3 separate regions of the Homo sapiens genome follow, and regions 1 and 3 are each linked to region 2. A link is a contact called in ENCODE Hi-C or POLR2A ChIA-PET data. All regions are on one chromosome and are shown on one strand. The core of a region is the stretch at or near the end of the contact, and the rest is flanking DNA. Distances in the headings are between cores, read along the strand shown. Region 1 overlaps LOC107985354 (a long non-coding RNA gene). Region 2 holds the start of CDC42BPA (CDC42 binding protein kinase alpha). Region 3 overlaps COQ8A (coenzyme Q8A).

Region 1 (3,957 bases), core at 480-2,979, 400 kb before region 2:
TGTGTTGGATTGTGGACCTGTTTTCTCTTTGCCCACTCTGGGCTCATTTGCAATTATAACCTCGTTGCTTCTGCTTGAGCTATCTTTCCTTTGTCTTGGATCATGGGATCAAGCATGCGTAATTTTTCTCCAAATACCTTGGGATTCTTCTTCCTAACTCTTGGTACAGAGTCCAGCTGTCCCAGGCTCCTGGATGACAGGGAGCTTTCTCTCACTCTCATCTGACCAACAGGTTCCCCTAGCGGTACATAATTAGATCCAAAATGGTGCTTCTCTTTATCATTTTCTCTGCTTTCTGAGAAATGGAATTGTCATTTTGGCAAGAATTTGGCAGAAATTGTATTTCAGATTTTAATACAATTGAGAAAAAACCATTCATAACCACAGTTGTCTGGTACGTAATGAAGGTAGATCTTGCCGAATGGAACATCCTTCTCTGCAACTTGGTGGGTTTGAATGGCTGAGTTTGGCAGAAGGAATGGTAGAGAAATAGATGACTCTACAGAATAAATGGGGAAGGATTTGGAGTTCTGGAAGCAATATAAAAGGGAAGGGGTAAAGAGGAGAGATGGGAAGATGAGGAGCCAGCTGGATCACTCTGTAAGGGGAGCTAGCCTAAAATCCTAATGGGACCGGATGGCTCAAGAGCTTTTGAGAACACTGGTGTCCAATATTTCATTTGAAGTTGTTGAGTAGATCTCCTCCACTCCCCTGAGGGGTTGGTGCCAGGCTGGACAGGGACAGCACACAGATGGTGAGACAGCCCACAAGCTGAATTCTCCACTTGCAGAGGCTGAGAACCAGCGATGACTGTAAATGTGAGTCTCTGCCCGCCTTCTGCCCTGGCCTCCCTCCTGAGAACTGGCCAGACTTTTGAGGAGGAATTTAGACTTCCAAAGGGTGGAGAATAGAAGTTTCATCCAGTCTTATCTAGGGAAGCTCCCGCTGACATCCAAATTACATAATAAACACGGCCAGTAAAATACTACTGCTACTACTATCATAAAATAAAATAAGGAATTAAGTAGATAGGTCAGGAATTTGGCCCCTTAAAACACTGAGGCCAGAGAGATTACACAGTGTGCCTCAGGGATGTTTTGCTCTGTTCTCAGGTTATCTGGCTCCTATTCCTTGTGTCCTCAGTCCTTGCCTGGGAAGAGAGTGCAGTGAGCAGGGTAGCTCCTCACCCCCTCTCCTCAGGTACCAGGTGCTCCTGGGCCCTCAAGGGCTCAGCTCTTCCCTCCGCAGCTCCTGCAGGGGCTGTTGGGTTTATCAGAGACTGGTTCTGTCAAAGAGCTGAGCTCAGGGGAACATTTTGGGGGAGTGAGGTTCCTACCACCTTGGAGATAGCTTTTTCCAAACAAGGGGAAGCATTTGAGAAATATGTTCATTAGTAAGTTCGTCAGTGGTCATAAAGATATTTTGTCTGATGGCAGAAGGCCTGAATCTTTGTTCCCATAAAAGACTTACTCCTCTAACCAGAAGAATAAACGAAAGGTGGTGAGACACTGGGGACATCTGGGCAGCCATGGAGAAAGAGTTTGTGGATCTGACCCACTGTTCTCCTCTTGTCCAGATAAGGACGTGTGTTTGTGTGTTGACTGGTGAGGACAGGAGGAGGTTTCCTGAGTGCAGAGTGCCAAAGCACAAAGCCTGAGATAAAAAGGCATAAATAGACCTAGAGCCTGACCCAGAGCCAGGCCCAGTGTCCTTGGGCTGGTAGGACTTGCAGGCCAGGTCCCAGATGGGGAGGGGGTACTGGGGCTGAGCAGCTGCTATGGAAATTTCCATGGGCTGTACACCAGCTCTTGGTAAGCTCTTGCACTCAGCATGGCATGGGGAGGACATGGGTTATGAAAGAGGCACAAGACTTAGTCCAAGCTTATAAGGAGCTAGGCCTCTAGAGAAAAAACTCAGGCTTGCCAAAGCAGCAAGTAAACAAACAGGTTGGAAAATTTTGAAACAAAGTTGTAAATAAGGTCAAGGCATGGAACCAGTCAAGAAAAGTCAATATCGTATTCCAGTTATTAGAACCTCATTTCACCTTCTAAGGACAATGTTGAAAATACAAACTTCACATTAAGATAAAAATGGGTTTTATTACTTTAAATACTAATAAAGAGGTGACAATATATTAGTTTTTTAAAGAAAAAACTTTTTATAATTAATTGCCACTTGCCAGAGTTTGAGATTTTCTTAAGAATTCAGGTTAAACTTACAAAATCATTTTTAATACAGAAATCAATGAAAAATGATCCAAAGACATTAGTTTCATGCATTGGTAATCGTTACCAAAAGCCTTACAGTGTGCAATTTTGTAAAGTCAATGTTGCAACTATCCCAGGAATTGGAGGTCTGTGTTTTTCCCCTCTCTAGTAAGATTCAGGTCGTGTGTGTGTGTGTGTACAAGTGTGTTCACACGTGTGCATGTGCAATGTATGAACCCACAATGCTGACCATAATGCTGGACTCCCAATGCACTGGTTAGGATGCCTTTGCTTGTATTTAAAGAAGCCATGAAGAGGACATATTAGTTCACATGGCTGAAAAGTTAAGTGTTAGGGCAGCCTTCTAATAAGCTTTAATCAGGGCTCCAGTTCCATTTCTAATTCTGTCTGCCTTGCCCTGTTGTGGCCAGATTCCTTTTCGGGCTGGCTTATTCACAGTTGCAAGATGTCTGTGAACAGCAACTCAGCCAACAACAACTCGTCTAAGGAGAGAGGAGCTATTGTTTCCTACAGCCGTTGCATAGAAGTCCTGAGCTTCCTTCTGATTGGACCACCCCAGGACCAGTCATTGAGGGCGTGCCATGTGCTGACTGGCTGAGATTCAAAAACCTATCATCTTGTCAAGTGGATTGGGATTGACTTATATCGGGGGCATGATATGGTTTGGTTGTGTCCCCACCCAAATCTCATCTTGAGTTGTAGCTCCCATCCCACGTGTCATGGGAGGGAACTGGTGGGAGGTAATTGAATCATGGAGAGGGTCTTTTCCATGCTGTTCTTGTGACAGTGAATAAGTCTCATGAGAGCTGATGGTTTTATAAACGGGAGTTCCTCTGCACAAACTCTCTTGCCTGCCACTGTGTAAGACATGACTTTGCTCCTCATTCTCCTTCTGCCATGATTGTGAGGCCTCCCACGCCGTGTGGAGCTGTGAATCAATTAAACCTCTTTCCTTTATAAATTACCCAGTCTCGGGTATGTCTTTAGTAGCAGCATGAGAACAGACTAATATGGTAAATTGGTACCAGTAGTGGGGTGCTGCTGTAAAGATACCCAAAAATGTGGAAGCGACTTTGGAACTGAGTAACAGGCAGAGGTTGGAACAGTTTGGAGGGCTTGGAACTTCCTAGAGACTTGTTGAATAGCTTTGACCAAAATGCTGATAGTGATATGGACAAGTAACATCTAGGCTGAGGTGGTCTCAGATGGAAATGAGGAACGTGTTGGGAACTGGAGTAAAGGTCACTGTTGCTATGCAAAGTGGCTGGTGGCATTTTGTCCCTGCCATAGAGATATGTGGAACTTTGAACTTGAGAGAAATGATCTGGGGTATATCTGGCAGAAAAAATTTCTAAGTGGCAAAGTGATCGAGAGGAAGCAGAGCATAAAAGTTCGGAAAATTTGCAGCCTGGTGATTCCATAGAAAAGAAAAACCCATTTTCTGGGGAGAAATTCAAGCCAGCTGCAGAAATTTGCACAAGTAACAAGGAGCCCAATGTTAATCACTAAGACCCCACCCAAATCTCTTCTTGAATTGTAGCTCCCATAATTCTCACATGTCATGGGAGGAACCTGGTGGGAGGTAACTGAATCATGGGGGCGGGTCTTTCCCGTACTGTTCACCTCTTGAGATCTGATAGTTTTATAAAGGGGAGTTCTGCACAAGCTCTTTTGCCTGCCCTCATGTAAGACATGACTGCTTCTCATTGGCCTTCCACCATAATTGTGA
Region 2 (4,343 bases), core at 1,110-3,609:
ACTACTACAGACAGATCTGGGTGACGATGCGTGCTTATTGCAACAGTGAACTTCTGGACCTTAGAATGTGCCCTGTATGTAACAGCAGACGCTGAAGAACTTGAGCCAAGCCTTCAAGCTTGAAGGTCATGGAGCGTTTGCTCACATCATTGATCTATTCCACTACAGTAGGTCTTCTAAATCACATCTATATTTAGAAGAATGAAGCCAAAAACCTAACCAGTTTAGATTTAAATTAACTTTCGAGTAAAATCTAACTCTCAAGTGGAAGCTGCCCCCAAACATTCTCTAACTACTATCACAAGATTTTTAAACTATGTCATTTAATCTTACAAACATAATTTTTGGAAAGTCCATGTTTAGCAGTTTCCTTTCCTTGTACTATGTAGAGATGAAATAAAACCCACTGATCACCACCTTCAGCTTTCTGTTGACCTAAGGCAAACACAGATATTTTAATATCTCCTCCTATTTTGAGAATAATTTCCATAGTCTGAATGTTTCCACCAATAAATACCTTTCAAATGAAGGACTATTATAGTGCCATGTATTAGGCAACTGTAACCAATAATCCACTTTTGCCCATCACAGAATTGATTTAAAATCTCTTACTGTTGACCTAAAAACATAAGTTCTTCATAGCCAAGTTCCACATTAGCTAGGCCTTAAATCAAGGCAACAATTGAGCAGCACAATTCTACTCCTGGGAAAATATTTACCAAAAACTAGCGGAAAATCTTGAATAACTAGTGTCTGTTTTTTTATTGTATTTTTTCTTTGAACGGAGTAGAGTTTACTCATAACTCTCTATACCAATTAAATCATAATGACCAGCTAAAGATTAACAGTTTCTTTAAAAATTACAAACTTACCCCATTCTAGGTATTCGAGAATGTTCTTCTCTCTTCTCAATGGAGAATTATTGCATTCATCATAAAGGCAGATGAGTATATCCAGTAATGTCTCCACACTGAAGCACTGCCCATTGGTCTGAGCGGGCCCGTCCAAAATAAACTGCTCCAACTGCCTCAAACGCACTTCTCCAGACATGTTTGCTTCGATTTCTGCTGGTTTTCCTTTAAATTATTATGATGACTTTTACTATTATCTGAACCTAAATTTTAAAAGGTATGGTTTTAAAAATAAACCACTTGTTATTCAAACAACTGTCATGCAATGCTGGTGCTGAATTAAACATCCAACACACCAGTAACCTCACTTAACTGAAGCGTCTTCAATTTCACCCATATACATATATTTTGAGGGTAAATTACCATAAAATATATACTTAATGCATTTTTAAAAGAATACAATTAAGTCGTATATTTAAATAAAATAATAATTAAAAGTACAACGAACTAGAGAGTCAACACTTCTTTAAAAAAAAAAAAAAAAACTCTTCTCCTTCATTCAAAATTCAACTCGTGCAACGTAATCCTGAAACGAATCCGGTTGCATCATTAATGAATAAAGTCCGATTTGCATCAGCAATTCACTTCCCGGGAAGAAGAAAAACAGAAAAGGGAGGAAAAAAACAGAATGCATAGAAGGGGGAGGGAAAACCAAAAATGTTGCTGCAAATCCTCCCAACCACCACTTGGATAATGCATCAGCGGCAATTTCTCCAGCGGGAAAGGGAGGGGGCGAGGTCCCTGAAGCAGCCCCTCGGCTCGGAGCACGCCAAGTCTTGCCCGGAGGCGGCTTTTCGTTTCTCCTCCCGAGGTCCTTCTTTCTTTAAGGCTTTGCAGTCAGTCCTATTTTCAACGGATTCCGGTGAAAACTCTTCATTTTCCTCCCGGCTTCACCCTAGGGCCTGACCGGCGGCGCGGCCGGGGGTGGAAGGCGGGCTGCGGGCGGCACTGGCACCGGGCTCCGGAGAAGCGGCTACTTGGCCGCCCGAGCCCACTCCATGTCGGTGGTCGCTCGTGGGCCGAGCCGCGCCGCGCCGCGCCGGGCAGAGAGCCCGGTCTCCCCGACACCCGCACCGGGCCGCCGCGCCGGAGGCTCCCGACGCCCCAGGCGGGGGGGTGCTTCTCTGAATTCAAAGGACACAAGCAGCAGCAGCTGCGGCGGCGGCGCGGGCGGCTCTGGCAGCTACTTCTCCCCCTTCTTCACACCCCTGGGCTAAGGGCATCTTTCCACAGCGAGGAGGGAGGCGGCCCGGCGCAGGAGGAGGGGTCGCTTCCGCGGCTGAGGAGACTAGAGGCTGCGGCAGCCCGGCTCCCAACCACTCCCTTCCTCTCCCTTCCAGCCCTCCCCCGCCTTCCCTCTCCTCTCGCGCTCGCGCCCTGGGCTCAGCGAGGCTCCTCCAGTCCCGCCGCACAGAGGCGGAGGCTTGCGGACGAGTCTGGATCCAATATGGCGGCCTGGCCCCCCGGCCCCGGCACACGCGCGCGCACACGCCCTCCACTCCCCGCCCCCGCCCTGCCCGAGCCTCAGCCCCAGCCGGCGGCCAAGCCGGGCGGGGTCCGGCCGGCGCGCCCAGCGGAGGCCCCCAAGGGGGCGCGGGCTCGGGGCCCGAGTGGCTGCGCCAGCCCGAGGGGAGGGGTGTGGACTGCCTAGGCGGCGAGGCTGCGGCTGCCGCAGCGTGGAATGCGGAGCTGCGGGAGGGCTGAGGGAGGCCCGGGCGGCGGTGGCGGAGCATATGGAGGCGGGATGACCGGGCCGCGCCGGGAGCTGCGGCGGGACTGGGCGCAGGCTGGGAACTGCGCCACCGCCGCGCCGTGGCCCCGGCTCCCCGAGGCTTCTGGTGCAGATCGCGAAGGGGGGCTCCTGCTCGTCCTCGGAGACATCACCTGTCTGGCGCGTTTGTTAAGGGCGCCCAGAAGCAGAGGGCTTTAGGCTTCCGACAGAGCTGGAGGAGACGGTGCCTTTCAGCCCCTTACCTGCTCCCCACCGGCCCCCCAGATTCGGTTCGCGCACACTCCAGAGTAATCGTTTCTTAGGTGTCTAATTACAGCACTTCGTGTGTCATTTCCCAGGACAAAAACAATGACAGACTTGTCCGAGCTACCATCGAAGTCTTGGGTCTGCACGCAAAGGATGGAATCCCCCATCTCCATTCCCAAAAGTTTCCCTACGGGAGCCTGGTGTTGTCTCCTCCGGAACTGTCCTCGCGGCTGCCTGTTTTTCCCTAGCCATGGTTACTGCCTGCGGGGGATTCAGCCTGTGAAGGCAGTCAAGGCAGTTCACCACTGTCATCAAACCTACACCCCTGTGTGCATGCGCACACACACTTGTAACCCAGTGGCACAATGCAGGAATTAGGGAAGCAAAGGCAAATCGCTGAATAGCTAGGGCACCTGATCCCTGTAGGGCCCTTCCAGGTTTTTGTGAATCTCGGTTTTAGGAGAGCTCCCTTTATAAAATTCTCATGGAAGATGCCACATTTAAATTAACACCACAAAACTAGGTCATTGCAGTTCTGTTACTTTCTCTCAAAATTGCCATCTCCTTTATGGTCGTTCTCTAAAATACAATTATTTTATATTCCTTCCCCACACCTGTGAGGCGGTTGTGTTTCTATGTTCATGTCCACAATTGCATCTTACATCTTGATAATATGGAAGCTGAGGAAGAATTAGAAATGAGGGCCTAGACGTAAAATGAAGGCTAACAGAAGTCGATTCAAGTTGTGATTCATGAAATAGTGTGAATCTTTTATGAAATCTACAACGTCTACACTTGCCTGGCTTAAGAACAGCATTATTTTCAATGCGGTCTTGACATGAATGATACTTAGATTCAAACAAAAGGTCAGTCATTTCCAGCCATGACATCTTTATATGGGTGTGTGTTGTCTAATTCTAAAAGTAGTAGAAAAGTTTAATCCTAACACAGATAATAAGCAATATTTTGGTGTTTATTATTCAAGTCTTTTTCCTATGCACTTTAACAAAAATGATACATAATAAAAGAGTTTTATAGCCTCTTGCTTGCAATTAGCAATATATTATGGACATTTTTTCAGTTCAACAAACATTCTTCAACAACATGGATTTTAATGGTGAAGCCAATTTTAACAGTTTCATTTGACCATAAGATGCGGTAGCAAAGAAGGAAGCAATTTCTTCTGCTTTTTCAAGTACGGTTAACTAAAGAAATGGCTCCAAGATACCTGCTTTTCCAACTTACAAATAACTAGAAAGAAGTTTAAAGGAGAACCTAAAACATGTTAGGTCTCACTAAATGCTAATTGACAATGGAAGTATATGAGATGTAGATACTTTTTTTTTTTTTAACAAAAGAGTCAAGCTGTCAGTTCTTTACCTATTCTATTAGCGCTTGGGTACCACCCACAGTCCAGGGTATTGATGGTTGCTAAATAACCCTTTCCACATTAT
Region 3 (4,039 bases), core at 547-3,046, 340 kb before region 2:
CTTGTTGCTTAATTTCCCAAAGATGCCAGTACACTTCGGATACTGTTAATACACCAGCAGCAAAGCTCTCTCTGGGACCATTGTGCCCCATCCCCCCAAACTTTTGTGTCCCTCATCTCAGTGGTAAAATTTAAAACAAACATTGGGTGAATGGGCTTGGGGTGGTTATTTTTAAAATTTTGCATGTAAGGACATTTAAAACAAAGCACCACTTTATACCATCACTTTATTTATCTTTTCAAAAGGACATTTTAACAGTGCAAAAGTATAAAGTACGTGCTTTAAGACAGAGGAGAATAAATGGAATAACTTAGTTTTGTGAAAGACTCACAGTATCACTTGGTTTCTGGACACGGTTCGAGACCTGGCTGTGGCTTGCTGTGGCCTTGAGAGCCATCCCACAGCAGCAATGCTGTTGGACCCTTTGGCTGGGACCTTCAGGACCCCCTGCAACAGCACTGTGTGCCCTAACCTGCTGGCATGATGCCCCTTTGTTGACAGGGCTGCATACAAGGCCAGCGACAAGTGGCAGGCAGTGACGCCAGCCTGATTTGCTGAGGGCACACGCCATGCTTCCTGCAGTGCCAGTGCTCTTCTGGGTCCACTTTGCAGCAGGATAGATGTGTTCTAGATCCAAGAGTTCTGCACCCTCAGCAGGGGTGCGGGAGTGTAGTTTTTTGCCTTCTCAGGAGCCTCCTTGGAAAGGGGCTTTTCTGTGTATTTCAGGAGCTCTGTGTTGGAGATGAGAGAGGTTCTTATTCTCTCCTGTTACAGATGAGGAAGCTGAGCCAAGAAGAAGCATATGGCCCAGGGCCATATGGTTATTTGTGACATCCCTGGGACTAGAGCCCAGGCCTCTGTGGTGTGTGTGGAAGTCTGAGCCTGGCCAGGCTCTGTAATTAGGCCCCAGAGGGGCTATAGGGCTTCCCTTCCCCCACCAGTCCAGTTCTGGGAACAGAGGGACAGATCCTGAGAACCTGTGAGAGCAGCCGCTAGGAACTCCTCTCGCCTTCCCGTGCCCCTTCCTGCCATGCTGGGGGCTGCAGCCCCCTCCCCAGGCCCCCTGTCCTCCCCTGAGGCTGGGGGCAGCTGGAGGATGCCAGGTGGTGATAGAGAAAGACTGAACACTGGGGATTCAGGAACACCTTGAAGCAAAGGGAAGCCTCCTGGGCTGCTGCATTTTCTGTGGGGATTTCTTGTCTATTAGATGAGGATTGTTGGATGCCTCAGTAAAAGCTGGGCTTAGCGCAGCGCCTGGTTTATAGTTTGCTGCTGTTTAGCTGTATCTTTACCCCTTGCTGGTAGAGAAACTCCCCCGAGCCCTTCTCTGTAAACAGGCCTAGTTTCTGGCAGGTAAAGCCAAAGCCCCAAGGAACTTTACTTACTCACCCCTGCCCTTAAGCACTTTTCACCCAGCCTGCTAGGAAGGGCCCTGTTTGTTGGAAGTTGTTTGATGTTTTGCTTTTTTTAACCTCCTGGTGTCCATCTGGGCAGAAGCCGAGTGACTGCCCACAGGAGGGCCCTGTTTGGCTCTGATGACCTCCTAGAGGGACTTTTGGGAGGATGGGGCCTTGTGGGGGACTGGGCTCCAGAAGTCATAGGAGGTTGGCCTGCAGCCTGTGTTCCTGCCTGGGGGAGAGCCTGCCCCTCCCTCCCCTGTCATTCCTTCATTGCATAACTTCTCTCGGAGAAACATGTCAGAAGCTTTCCTGGAACAGGCCAGGAGGGAAGCAAGGCTGCTCACAGTGGCTTTAGAGCCTGGAGCTTGTGCTGGGGCTGGTTTTCCTCCAGGACGACCTTGCTGGCCACGTGGGCCAAGCCGGGGGCGCTCTTAGAATGTGGATCTGAGCAGGGAGAGGTGTGAGGTGTCCTGAGGGCTGTGGGGGTGCCGAGTGGGGTCCCACGAGGACCCGGGGAGTGCCGGCTGAGGTGCTCATCTTCTGGAGTTGCCTCCAGTGCTGGCTGGTTCTAATGGAGGGCAGAGGCTGGCCTGGGTTCCTGAGCAATGCGCTGAGTCTGGGGCGGGAGGGCCTCAGTTTATTCTGGGTTCACTGGTGCAGGAGCTCGTGAGGCCAAGGTCAGGGTTGCTGGCCAGCTGGGCTGGTTTCTGTCCCCTGGGGAGCCTGCCTGTCTGTCAGTGGGCAGCGCCTTGGCCTGGCACTGGGCTGGTCGGTCCTGAGGGACGTGTGGGGCCTGAGGCCTCCTCTGTGGAATGTTCTTTTGGTCATTTGTTTAATAACAGGTCCTTGCCAGTGGAGAGCTGTGTGCCTGAAAGTGGCCAGAGAACAGTTTGAGGGGGGTCCTGATGGAGGGTGATGAGGGGGACACACCTCTGCCTGCAGAAGGAGGAGCTCAATGTGGCCCACCCTACAGCTGTGGCATCTCCGGTAACCTGTGGATCCACCTGCCCCTCTCGTGGGCTTGTCTCTGGACTTGCTTCAGGCAGAGAAGAATCCAGACACAGAGAGACATTGGTGAAGGTCACTGCAGTGCACAGGCTAATGTTGCCTGTCTCCGTTTATTTCGCTAAGTCAGATCGTGTGCTCGAGTGCTGGCAGGGCAGAGGTGGGCAGGCATCAGGGAGTTAATGTTTAAACGGGGACTGTGTCTCCCAGCTCTGAGCCCAGGGCTTTCTACAGCGAGAGAAAGAGCTGATGTACCTGCCAGGCACCCCCATCCCAACACAGCAGACATCTGTACCATGTGTGTTGTCACTCCTGAGGGCCAGGAGGCTCAGCTTATCCTGCCCCATGCTGCCCAGTACGGAGCCGCCAGCCGCACGGGGCCTTGGAAATGCGGCTGGTCCACAGTGGGATGTGCTGAGTATAAAACACACATGGTGTTTGGAGACTTTGTGCACACACACAAGTGCAAAATATCTCTAATAATATTTATTTTGATTACTTGTTGAAATGATAACATTTTGGGTATATTAAGTAAATTATACTATTAGAATTCATTTTGCATGTTTCTTCTTGCCTTTTTCAGTGTGGCTGCTAGAAAAGTAACAATTATATGTGTGGCTTGCCTTCTATTTCTTTTGTTCTGCGCCGGCCCAGCCTTTTTGAATAGAGTCACGAGAACAACAGCAGCTGCTTGTGTGGCCTTTGTGTGTTCCTGGCCCGGCGAGTGCTCTACTCACGCCCGCACGACAGCCTGTGAGGCAGGGGCTGCCCAGACTGCTGGGGACGTGGAGGGTGCACTGTTGCCCAGGTGTGGGTAAAAATGTATCGCAAAAACATTTTTTTAAAAATTGAGTTGTCTTCTTTTTAGTTTTAAAATGTACTTTTCATTAAATTTTCAACAAGTTCTGTATTTTTCATAAAAGTCATGCATAATCACTGTAGAGAATTTGGAAACATGCAAGCAGATGCCAGTTTCCTTGCGCCTTAAACAGAGCGTCCTGGTGTGAGCCCTCTCCCCCAACAGCCCCCTGCTGCGATGTTGCCTGGCTGCCGGGCAGTGGGGCTGTGGCGCTGCGATGTTGTCTGACTGCGGGGCTGTGGGACTGCGATGTTGCCTGGCTGTGGGGCTGCGGGACTGCGGGGCTGTGGGACTGCGATGTTGCCTGGCTGCGGGGCTGCGGGACTGCGGGGCTGTGGGACTGCGATGTTGCCTGGCTGCGGGGCTGTGGGACTGCGGGGCTGTGGGACTGCGATGTTGCCTGGCTGCGGGGCTGCAGGGCTGCGGGACTGCGGGGCTGTGGGACTGCGATGTTGCCGGGCTGCGGGGCTGCGGGACTGCGGGGCTGTGGGACTGCGATGTTGCCTGGCTGCGGGGCTGTGGGACTGCGGGGCTGTGGGACTGCGATGTTGCCTGGCTTCGGGGCTGCGGGGCTGCGGGGCTGCGATGTTGCCCGGGTGCGGGGTGCGGGGCTCTCCGAGGCCGGCTCATCGTGCGGCCGCTCTGGTCTCAGCCCTGCCGGCCATGGTCACCGTGCCCAGCCAGGTGCTCTTCACCCTCTTTCTGCTCACCCATGCCTACCCGGAAAGCCAGCTACAGCTGGGTATAAAGGAAGAGAATACTGGCCCTGGGTGAG

The links. Hi-C counts contacts between places; a loop is a spot of excess contacts on that map. ChIA-PET counts read pairs that join two places held with the same protein, here RNA polymerase II (POLR2A). Pooled maps may share reads with other maps.
Region 1: a map of gastrocnemius medialis shows a loop between it and region 2 (4-fold over the local background). The contact joins the enhancer-like site here to the promoter of CDC42BPA in region 2. A Hi-C loop is called at or near these places in 7 of 168 maps with a recorded cell type or tissue (IMR-90, Right ventricle myocardium inferior, gastrocnemius medialis and 4 more), 15 of 37 single-sample maps with no recorded cell type and 12 of 50 pooled maps. POLR2A ChIA-PET finds 5 or more read pairs at or near these places in 2 of 52 experiments (HEK293T and WTC11).
Region 3: a map of dorsolateral prefrontal cortex shows a loop between it and region 2 (2.8-fold over the local background). The contact joins the enhancer-like site here to the promoter of CDC42BPA in region 2. A Hi-C loop is called at or near these places in 5 of 168 maps with a recorded cell type or tissue (dorsolateral prefrontal cortex, gastrocnemius medialis, posterior cingulate gyrus and 1 more) and 5 of 50 pooled maps. POLR2A ChIA-PET finds 5 or more read pairs at or near these places in 1 of 52 experiments (AG04450).

What each region holds. Positions count from the first base shown.
Region 1 is chr1:226,919,007-226,922,963 of GRCh38, forward strand. LOC107985354 (a long non-coding RNA gene) reads left to right here. Exons shown (of 3, transcript XR_001738506.2): 3 at 1-3,192. Among named protein-coding and RNA genes, the nearest start is that of COQ8A, 19 kb to the right of the region's middle. Within about 2 kb of position 1,730, at least 9 of the 41 ENCODE cell types and tissues checked have a DNase peak (open chromatin) inside an H3K27ac peak, as active enhancers do; they include gastrocnemius medialis, heart left ventricle and psoas muscle, where a contact is called at or near this core.
Region 2 is chr1:227,316,133-227,320,475 of GRCh38, forward strand. CDC42BPA (CDC42 binding protein kinase alpha) reads right to left here and starts at 2,360. Exons shown (of 37, transcript NM_001394014.1): 1 at 873-2,360. The coding sequence starts at 1,050. LOC124904531 (a long non-coding RNA gene) reads left to right here and starts at 2,460. Exons shown (of 2, transcript XR_007066911.1): 1 at 2,460-2,866; 2 at 2,982-3,929.
Region 3 is chr1:226,972,600-226,976,638 of GRCh38, forward strand. The region is part of intron 4 of COQ8A (coenzyme Q8A); the gene reads left to right. Among named protein-coding and RNA genes, the nearest start is that of COQ8A, 34 kb to the left of the region's middle. RefSeq lists an enhancer at 1,229-1,842. Within about 2 kb of position 1,797, at least 22 of the 41 ENCODE cell types and tissues checked have a DNase peak (open chromatin) inside an H3K27ac peak, as active enhancers do; they include dorsolateral prefrontal cortex, gastrocnemius medialis and sigmoid colon, where a contact is called at or near this core.